Linked DNA regions of Homo sapiens: regions 2 and 3 are each linked to region 1. A link is a contact called in ENCODE Hi-C or POLR2A ChIA-PET data. All regions are on one chromosome and are shown on one strand. The core of a region is the stretch at or near the end of the contact, and the rest is flanking DNA. Distances in the headings are between cores, read along the strand shown.

Region 1 (3,223 bases), core at 255-2,754:
CCGCAACTCAGAAGTAGCACGTGTGTCTAAATGCACGCTACTGCACCACAACAAGCTGAAGCCTTTGCTCGTAACATAAGGCCTGCAAGAAGCAACTGACGTAGGAAACTTTTTTTTTTTTGAGACGGAGTTTCGCTTTTGTCGCCCAGTCTGGAGTGCAATGGCATGATCTCAGCTCACCGCAACCTCTGCCTCCCAGGTTCAAGTGATTCTCCTGCCTCAGCTTCCCGAGTAGCTAGGATTACAGGCATGCGCCACCACCCCCAGCAAATTTTTGTATTTTTAATAGAGATGGGGTTTCACCATGTTGACCAGGCCGGTCTCCAACTCCTGACCTCAGGTGATCCACCCGCCTCGGCTTCCCAAAGTGCTAGGATTCCAGGCGTGAGCCACCGCACCTGGCCGGAAATAGTTTTTAAAAGGCCTGCTATGTGGTAGCATTTGCTTGGAGGGCCCAGGCCCCACTGAAGGGGATTTCCTTAGACCCCCTACCAACAGAGTGAGGGCAGTGGAGCCAAGGCTCTTGGCATGAATAAGATGGGCATCAGTGTTTTAAACTGTGTTGGTCCCCAGAGCAGGGACCAAGCACAGGGCTCTGGCCACTTCCAGCAGGAAGGACTCGCACCCCCAGTGGCCCCATGCACCGTATCTGTTGGCTTCCTGGCTCTGGCAACGTAGCTTATAATCAGCTTCCAAGGAGTCTGCCTTGGAGGGAGGTGGTTACGCCAAAATGCTGGGCCTTTCCATCCTCCGTGTTATGTGTGTGAGGGAGGGAGTTTAGTAAGTGCTCCTGAGAGCCAGAAGGGCCCCCGGGGCCAGAGCCCTGGGCTTGATTCCTTCTCTGGGGACCGACACAGTTGAAAACATTGATGCCCGCCCTATCCTTACTGATGCCCAGAGCCTTAGCTCCACTGCCTTCGCTCTGCTGCTCTGCCAAACAGGATCCTACCTGCTTCACCACATCCGTGGCTGCCCACCTTCACTGCACTTTAGAACAGTCCAGGGAGCTTTAGAGCCACTGATGCTGGCACGTCACTTCCAGGAAACATGATTTAACCAGCCCCGGGTGGGGCCCGGGCATTGGTATTTTTTTTGTAGGCTCCCAGGTATGTTCTCATGCACATGGCCAGGGTTGAGCCCCAGTGACCCAGATGTTGGCGGCTTCCCCCACCCTTGCCTGGATCCCGGTATCCTGTAGGTGCTGAAAGGTGGCTAGAATTAGCCCACCCCCTCCTCCTGTATCCCCCCACCACAGTCCTGAGGGCACCTGCCCCTAGCTCAGGCTTTCACATTCCCAGCGAGGCTGCTCACTGACTCTGGGTTGCATGGAGAGCAGAGGAAGATGCGTGGAGAGAGCCATTCCGCCGCCCTCAGCCTCTGGCTGGCGAGTGGTTCCTCGGCAACCGCCCAGCCTGACACCAGATTGGAGTTCACATGATTCTGCCTCAGCTCGGGAATGGGCAGCCTCCAGCTGGGGATTTTCTAGCCGGAGCTGGGAGGTTCAGGCTGCGGGAAGTCGCTGGAGGGAGAGCTGGGATCGTGGCTGCAAGGGTGCCCAGGCTCCTGCAGAGCCTCTGCAGGAAGCCCAGCTGTTTGAGGTTTGAAGGCAGAGCCTAGCTGGGGCAGGCAGAGTCAGAGAGGACTCGTTTCAGAGTCCCCCCTCAGAGGACTCCCTCCATCCTGATTTCAGCAGCTGCCTGCTCCTCACCTGGTTGCAGAGACCACACTGCCTTCCTGGGGCCCTGAGGCTCTAGGAGAAGCTGGAAAGCACAGGTGGGGGTCCATCCAGCTGTTTCCAAACTGCGGGTTGTGACCCATTCATGGGTCAGTAAATCAACTTCATAGCTCATGACCTGCATTTAAAAAATTGAAATAGAATAGAAATGATCAGAGTGCGTGGCAAGAAGTAGGGTAAGTATTGCTTTGGGGAAGTTTGTTGCTTTGTACAGATGTGTGTGTGTGTGTGTGTGTGTGTGTGTGTGTGTGTGTCTGTGTTCTGGGTCGCGATGTCAGGTGTATTTCTTGCTATTGCTTGTGATCCAAAAAGCTCAAAGGCAGCAAGTTGGTGCCTAGACACGTGGGTTCTGGATTCAGATCCACCCCAACTGACTGTGTGAGTTTGAGCCTCCCTGCATTAGCCTCTCTGGGCTTCAGGTTCTGAGAAATGGCTTAGCAATGCCAGCCCACCTGACTCACAGGGACTTCGTGGGCCCAGATGGGACTGACCTTTGAAACAGTGACAAGGGTTCTAGAAGTGAGATGCTATGGTCCACGTTGTTGCTGGAGTGAGGCGATCTGGGGGGAAAATGGGGACTAAGGAAAAATGCATCCTGATGTTTCCCCTCTCCTCAGAGGGAAAAATAAAGCACTTTCAGAAAATGAAACAGCCTTGCTTAAAGCATGCAGAGGTTTGGCCAACTGAAGGAAAAGGAAGCTGGGCCCTGGGGAAACTCCCCAGCTCTTGTGGGTTTGGGGTTCCGTGAGCAGCCCTGGCACCATGAGTAACTGTCTGTGTGCGTGCCGGTGTGTGCTGCACGAAAGGGGGGGCGAGTTAGATCACTATTTATGTGCCAGCTGGAATCCAGCATTTAGGCACCTCCGCCTTCTGACTTGGGACATGCAAGAGACTCCTAGCTTAGTCAGAGAGGCCTTTCCTTCCTGTTGGGAGCTTAATTTCTCTTGGTCATTAAAGTCCTCAGAGACCTCTATGCTGATTTGCATTTGCTAAAGATTTGCTTTCAGGCGTTGAGTCACTCTATAGTTTTTCTCAATTTTTTAGCTGGGTAATAAAGTGTTATTTTGATTCTTTTCTCCAATGCCTTCCCAAACTACGGACTGGCCACGTGGCTGGTTTTCCTCAGTGGGCGTTGAAAACATGGTTGACCTGCTAAAGCATAGTCCAGGTGAAGGGGCCAGGCCAGGACCAAGCCTGGTGGCCATTGCTGCAGCATCTGTGAGGACTGGAGCTTGGCTGAGCTGGGGGCTTGAGGGTGGTGGTTCTGGGATGATCATGATAGTCAGCACAGCATGAAGGAAAGTATGGACCAGTCCGAGTTCCAGACCTGGCCTGCCGCATCTCAACTGCAGAGACTTCAGCAGGTTGGTTCATCTCTCTGAGCCTCAGTTTCTTTATCTGTAAAGTGGGAGCTGATGAGAGTGGTGTTGAAAGAGAGAACAGACATTCAGAAACTTGCCTGGCAAGTGCAGGGCCCTCGACAGATGT
Region 2 (3,223 bases), core at 389-2,888, 2.7 Mb before region 1:
TCATTTCCACTGCATTCTATTGTTAAGTCCATCACTAGGCCACCCCATATTCAAGGGGAGGGAAGGAATAGACACATCTTGGATGGAGTTTGGGGTGTGTATGTGTGTGTGTGTGTGTGCATGTGTGCATGCCCATGAGGCAGAGGGCAACCTAGGAGGGGCCTGGCCTGGCCACAGCCCACCTTCCAGGTCAGATTGGGAAGGGGCAGGTGGTGGGCAGGAAGTAGAGGAACCTGTGTTTTGCCTCCAGCAAGGAGCCCAGGAAAGCAGCCCGGCCTCGGGGAGCCGTCCCACAGAGACGTCTCTCGGGGAACATCCTACTGGGTAGCAGAGTCTCCAAAAAGTAAAAAGAATCTGACAGCCCCTTCTCTGCCCTTCTCCTACACTCCCTCCATAGCACATGGGTCTGGAAGGGGCTGAACTTGAGCTAACTTTGAGGGCCACCCAGCCACAGTGGCCTGGGAAGACTGACCCAGCTGGGGTGATGAGCAATTTGGCAGGTACCAGGGAAGCTGGGGGACTGCCTGGGGACCACTGGTGTCCTTCCCATCTTTAGCACCAGTCAGACCTCCAGAACCTTGACTCAACCCCGTGGCACCTTGTATACTGAGATGTATTTCCTTGTGGAATATTCGAAGTGCGTGTAAAGGCATCCTGAGGTTTCCTGAGTTTGAATCAGTGAGAAATCATGCTGTGGCCATCATAAATCCACATCCTCCAAGGGGAATGGGCCACTGAAACAAAAATGATTCTCCCCTTAGAGGAACAGACCAAGTCATGTTTCTGGACCCCTAACTCTGAGGCATGAGATGTGAACACACGGGTGGGAGAGTAGGTGCCTGGCCATGTCCTGTCACATCCCGGATGCTCAGTGCATGTGGCTGTGTATGTGTTGTCTTTGACATTTGACCTATTCCAGAAATGGGACGTTCTTCCCTAGACCAGGAGGAAGGGCTCTCTTCTGTTGTATATCTCTGCCCAGGGCTTGCCCGCATGCCTCTGTGTTTGTTTGTTGGCTCATTTGTACCCTGGCCCTTTGTATCCCCAGCCCCACCCCACAGTATCCAGCAGCCAGACACCTGCTATCCCCAAATGCTGCCACAAGCTCAGCACCAAACCTTGATTTCTCCAAAGCCCTTTTACGTCAACTCCTTCATCTCCTCTCTCCCCTTCTTCCCTTCTCTTTCACTCCATCCTCTTCCTTCCTGCTGTCTTGCCTTCCCTCCTTTGTTGCCTTTACTTCTCCTCTTCCCCTTTCTTCCTCCTCCCTTGCTCCTCACTCTTTGTCTCCCAACTATGCGTCTCCTCGTCCTCGTTCCCTGCCTCTGTCTCTGACCCACTGCATCTCTCTCCTGTCTGGCTCTCCCCTGGGTAGTTCCAGAAACATACCCATATATGGCCTCCATGTCAAGGATCACAAATGATGACATCACGTGAGGGCCAAAGCTCCGGGATCCTCTCTGAAGTGAGAGTCTGTATTCGATGCACCCGGAGGAACGGAAGGCAGGATTGCAGCTTCCTCAGTGCAACCTCCAAACAGGAAATCTGAGATGTATAACATCTTATAGTTTGGCTTGTCAACGTTGGTCATGCGGTGGCCCCAAAATAAACTCCCTGCTTCAAAGGACAGCGTTTCAGAACTGCCTGGCAGAGCAGCCAGAAGCTTGGGGCCAGGGCAGAAGGAAAACTCGGGGAGCATGTTCTGAATTAAGACACTTTCAAGAAAATCCTTTGTATTACCCCTGAATTGTACCCTTGTTTCAGAGCCTAACAGGTAATGCATGCTTTCAACTTTCTTATACAGATCTTGCAAAAGATTCTTTGGCTGGTGGGGATTTTCGGCTGCAGTACTTACTGGAAACCGCTTGTAGTCAAACTGTGATGTTGCTTTTCCCTCTCTCTCGTATTTTCTTGAGTTATACAGCACGCTGGTGACTTTCGTTTTGGATGCAATGAACAGAGACTCAGCAATTTGCATGTACTTACCCATTCTTCTGGAGGACTCTGGCTCAGAATATCACTCTGCTGTGCACTTCTAAAAATGGAAATGCAAAAGGACTTATCAATGATGCTATTGTTGGGTCTGTAGGTCTTGGGCGGTATCTGTGTCAGACAAGTGACTTTCAGAAATGCTTTCAGGCCAGGCGCACAGATAGAGGTTTTCATGAGTGGGAGTTAATTTAATGTAGCTGTTGCAGAGTGCCTAGGCATGCACGGTATTGTGGGAGACCATAGCAGCCAAGGTGCCATGTGCTCTGCTTTCAACTGTTTGGGGATTAGGAGAGGAAATGGAGGAATGTTATTTATGTGAGATCCAACAAAGCTGTGGAATGCAGGGATGCAAGAATACCATGCATGTGTGTGCACACGCATATGCATGACACATTTAAGGAGGCCATGGCCTTTGAAAGGATGGGTGGGATGCCTCAGGGTGGAAACAGAGACCTCCAGGTGGAGGAGCAGCTTGGGCAAAGGCAGGGAAGTCAAGGGACCTGGGGTGATGATGGAAAGTGAAATGTGGCTCTGGCAAAGGGTTCTGCATGTGAAAAATGGGGGTGAGGCTAGAAGGGGAGGCCAGAGGGAGAGGCACATCCTTCCAGGCCAAGCAAGAAGTTGGAACACTTTCTGAGAGTTTTTGAGCAGAGGACGGCATGCACATAGCCACATGCATTGAGCATCTGGGATATGAAGGGACACAGCCAGGCACCTACACTCCCACCCGTGTGTTCACATCTCAGGCCCCAGAGGTGGAGGCCCAGAAACATGACTTGGTTTCTGGTGCCTCTAGGTGGAGAATCATTTTCATTTCAGTGGCCCATTCCCCTTGGAGGATGTGAGATTTGGCTTCGGTGGCTCTTCGGGAAGCCAGGGGTATGCACTGGAATGAGGAGGCAAGGAGGCTGGTGACTCCTAGGGAGGGCAGGTAAATGAGGAAGGCCTGAAGCAGGGCAGAAGCTGAGCCCCTGCACAGGACAGGAATGCTCTTCTGAAGATAAGCTTGTTTCGTGAGGCGAGGGCTTGAGGGGGCTCAGAGGGACGCAGGCAGAGCCAGCTGGGGCCAGCACCCCCGCCACAGCCCTGACCTCTGCCTGGGCAGAAGCACCATGAGGCAGACAGTGGCAGATGCTCGAGGCACTTCCAAAACAGTTGGACGGGTCCTGACAGCTGGTGGCAGGCCCATGTGCTGCACAGCGTCCCCAAGAAGCTGGCAGCAGCTCCGCTG
Region 3 (3,223 bases), core at 337-2,836, 2.7 Mb before region 1:
ATCACCTCCTCAGCCAGTCCTGCCCTGACCACTCTCCCGGGCCAGCTGGTTTTTCACCTCTTACTTGCTCTCATGGCTGTTTCCTCTGTGGCCTTCACCTTGACTTACAATTCTTATTTATTTCTCTGCTTCTGCCATTAACCTACGCCTCCAGTGAAGCGCTGTGTCTGACCTGTGGCAGGCACCACATGGCTATCTGTGAATGAGTGAATGGGTGAATAAAGGAATAGATGGAAAGGCAGCAGAGTGGAAAGAGAAGTAGGTCTAGAGATTCAAATTCTTCCTCTACACTTACTGGCTGTGCAACCTTAGGTGGGTGGCTAACCCTATCTGAGCCCCAGTGGCCTCATCTTTATAACAGCAACAACAAAAACATGCTGTGCTCCCCTTGCAGTATTCCTGTGAAAAGCAAATAAGATGAGGTGGGCGTTGGAGCCTTCCCACATCTTGCAGCTCGTATTGACCTCCCCGGCCCTGTCTGAGTGCTCCAGCACCAATCTCATGATGGCCTCTGCTTCACAGACAAGCTTCTTGGGTCTTCCTGGGACACCCTCCTGAGAGTGTTCCCAACTAGACTGTGACCTCCTAGGGGACAGAGAGCTGAGCTGATACTGTTTATTTATTTATTTATTTATTTATTTATTTATTTATCTCCAGTGCCCAGCTTAGAGCCTGGATCATTGTAGCTACCTAATAAATGTTTTTAAACAAATAAATACCTTTGAAACCAATAAAAAGCTCTAGCAATGCAATTGATCATTATTATATTGTGACCAAAATGGAGTCCACTGAGTCTTCTGGATCTTAGAAATGAAAGATCAGTATCCCAAAGAAAACAGAATTCTGTTAAAAACCATTTCCCAATTTGCTTCTGTCTCACCTCAACGTAAGGCACAGAATTTGATGAGGATCAAATGAGGATCATTTGCCAAGCTTTGGTCCCCTAAGGGACCCCAAAGGGACAGACCTAGCTTCCTGTTCCATGGAGAAGTGGGGTCCATGAACCCATGAAGTGCAGAGCCCAAGGTTTCCATGAATGGACCAGCCAGAGTGAGTCCAGGAGGCTGGGTCTTCCTAATCTTTAAACCTCTGCATTTCATTTAAGATACATTTCTGAGAAGACAAAGGAGGAAAACATGAAGCAGGAACTGGCTGAGGCTGTTGTGTGCACAGCTTCAAACAATTCAAATCAAGCCACCCACACTTACTCTGCACTTATGATATGCCAGGTTGTGAATCAGGGCTGGGTCCTGCTCTCCCTAAGATCACAGTCTAATGAGGGTGAAGGCCCAGAACTACCTGATGACACAGCAGGGAGAGCACAGCTTCCTCAGTTACAGAGGGACCCTGGAAAAGGTCAATTCACTTAGTCAAGGAAGTAGGCTTTGCAGGATGAATAGGAGTTCATCAAGCAGACTAGAGGAAGCAAGCCTCTTTGAGCCTCAGTTCTCTCATTTGCAAAGGAAGCCAATTACATCTCCTTCACCAAGTGGACTGGGGAATTAAATGAGATGCTTGGTGCAATGTGCCTGTTATAACAAGTGCTCAATGAGTCACATGTGTCTCACGGCACAGTGGTGGGCGTGGGGTGGACTCGTGGCATGGGGTGGGCGTGGGGTAGACTCATGGCACAGTGGCGGGTGTGGGGTGGACTGGTGACATGTTGGCGGGCGTGGGGCGGAATCGATTTTGTTAGCTCCCTCCTCTATTAAGGTGCCTACCTGCCCCCTGCATTCAGCCAGGCCCAGCCCAATCACTGCCTCCCTGGGGCTGACCTGGGCTTCTTACTAACTCAGACAGAGCAGCCATCCATTGACTCACCGAGAGGCTAGGAGCACTGTCCTGCCAGCCCATTCTCTGCTCTCACTGAGGCTGACCGTGCCTGAATTCATGACAAGCTGGACTCCAGGGTCAGGTGACGGTGACACATTCTCCACCCCAGAACCTGCCCAGTGACACACAAAGGACAGAGGCCCTACCTGGGGCTCTTCCAGGGCATGACCTACACCCACATCCTGCCGAGGCCAGGCTCCTCTCGCCTGTGATGACTCAGCCCAGGAGGTTTGCTCTGTTGGGAATTCCCCTGCTTGGGGCCCGAGGGGAAATGGGGCCTCCAGCCTTGATTGGCGAGAGCACGAAACCCAGCCAGGGGCCCTGGCTCCCCAGCCAGCCCTGAGACTCACGACTCAGTAACTCTGAGCGGTCGCCTTGCCCAGTTGCCAGCCCCAAAGCCAGTGGATGCACTCGGATCTCAGTGCTCCCAGAATGAGCCCTTCTGCCCCGATCTCAGCCCGTCCTCTGTGACTCTGTGGCTGTGTGTGGCCTTGTCTCCCTCTCTGCTGACTTCCAAATATCCTCAGGATCCACAAAAAGATAAATTTTAATGAGCTGCATCACCACCCAGAGTGGGCCTGGGACTGAGCCAGAGCTGGGAACTCTTTGTTGAATGGAACTCAGTCTGTCTGTTTCCTCATCTGCAAAATGGGAACAGCACACCCGCTGCTTCCATCAATGGTGGCAGGAGAATGGAAATGAGGAGAGGCTCGGCATGACTTTGTGAACATTTGCCCTGCACAGTTGTTAGAAACTGTCATCATCACCAGCTCCCTCCACCTCCATCAACCTCAACATCCCGGCCACCATTGCTGCTGCCATTACTATGCAGAGACAGGTCCTCGTTTAGATGGTGCAGTGGGCTTTTTCCCAGTGCTTTATTATCCTGCTAAAAACATTCTAACAATGGCAGGTAACTGGAGGCCACACATGCACTAAGTATGAGGGTGGCCGTGACCCAAGGATCCTGGGAGGTGGAAGCCCAGGGCCTCATCAAGACGACAGGGCTGGAGACAGCTGAGGTGAGCCTGGCCCCAGGCTGCCTCCACCTGCCGGCTGTCTCTCCTTCTCAGGACCAGGCACTAATGCAAAGGACACTGAACCCAGCAGCTGTCAGGGCTGAGGAGGGGCCTTGGCTCTGGGATCTGTTGGACACTGAATCTCTCCACAGCTACAGAAACAGTGTGGACATCCCCAGTCTGGTCCTGGTCCCACTTCTCCATTTTGCAAATAAGGAAACTGAGGCACAGAGCGGGGATGGGGCTTGTCCAAAGTCACAGGGACAGTCAGTGTGGAGGTCGGAGAGCTGGAGAGAGGACGAAAAGGCAGGAAGAGGCCAGGCCTTCAGAGGACAGGGTGGCATCAGGAGCTGGGCGGACAGTGGTAGTCT

The links. Hi-C counts contacts between places; a loop is a spot of excess contacts on that map. ChIA-PET counts read pairs that join two places held with the same protein, here RNA polymerase II (POLR2A). Pooled maps may share reads with other maps.
Region 2: a map of naive thymus-derived CD4-positive, alpha-beta T cell shows a loop between it and region 1 (8-fold over the local background). The contact joins the promoter of ASB2 here to the promoter of GPR68 in region 1. A Hi-C loop is called at or near these places in 1 of 168 maps with a recorded cell type or tissue (naive thymus-derived CD4-positive, alpha-beta T cell), 9 of 37 single-sample maps with no recorded cell type and 7 of 50 pooled maps. POLR2A ChIA-PET finds 5 or more read pairs at or near these places in 1 of 52 experiments (activated naive CD8-positive, alpha-beta T cell).
Region 3: a map with no recorded cell type shows a loop between it and region 1 (14-fold over the local background). The contact joins the enhancer-like site here to the promoter of GPR68 in region 1. A Hi-C loop is called at or near these places in 7 of 37 single-sample maps with no recorded cell type and 8 of 50 pooled maps.

Annotation. Positions count from the first base shown.
Region 1 is chr14:91,242,985-91,246,207 of GRCh38, reverse strand. It overlaps GPR68 (G protein-coupled receptor 68), which reads left to right and starts at 1,504. Exons shown (of 2, transcript NM_001177676.2): 1 at 1,504-1,911. RefSeq lists enhancers at 1,737-1,786, 1,306-1,807, 2,867-2,976.
Region 2 is chr14:93,974,985-93,978,207 of GRCh38, reverse strand. It overlaps ASB2 (ankyrin repeat and SOCS box containing 2), which reads left to right and starts at 1,638. Exons shown (of 10, transcript NM_001202429.2): 1 at 1,638-1,774. LOC107984663 (a long non-coding RNA gene) reads left to right here. Exons shown (of 4, transcript XR_001750861.2): 4 at 1-783. RefSeq lists an enhancer at 2,586-3,157.
Region 3 is chr14:93,958,379-93,961,601 of GRCh38, reverse strand. The region is part of intron 2 of ASB2 (ankyrin repeat and SOCS box containing 2); the gene reads left to right. Among named protein-coding and RNA genes, the nearest start is that of MIR4506, 12 kb to the right of the region's middle. RefSeq lists an enhancer at 1,338-2,537. Within about 2 kb of position 1,586, at least 8 of the 41 ENCODE cell types and tissues checked have a DNase peak (open chromatin) inside an H3K27ac peak, as active enhancers do.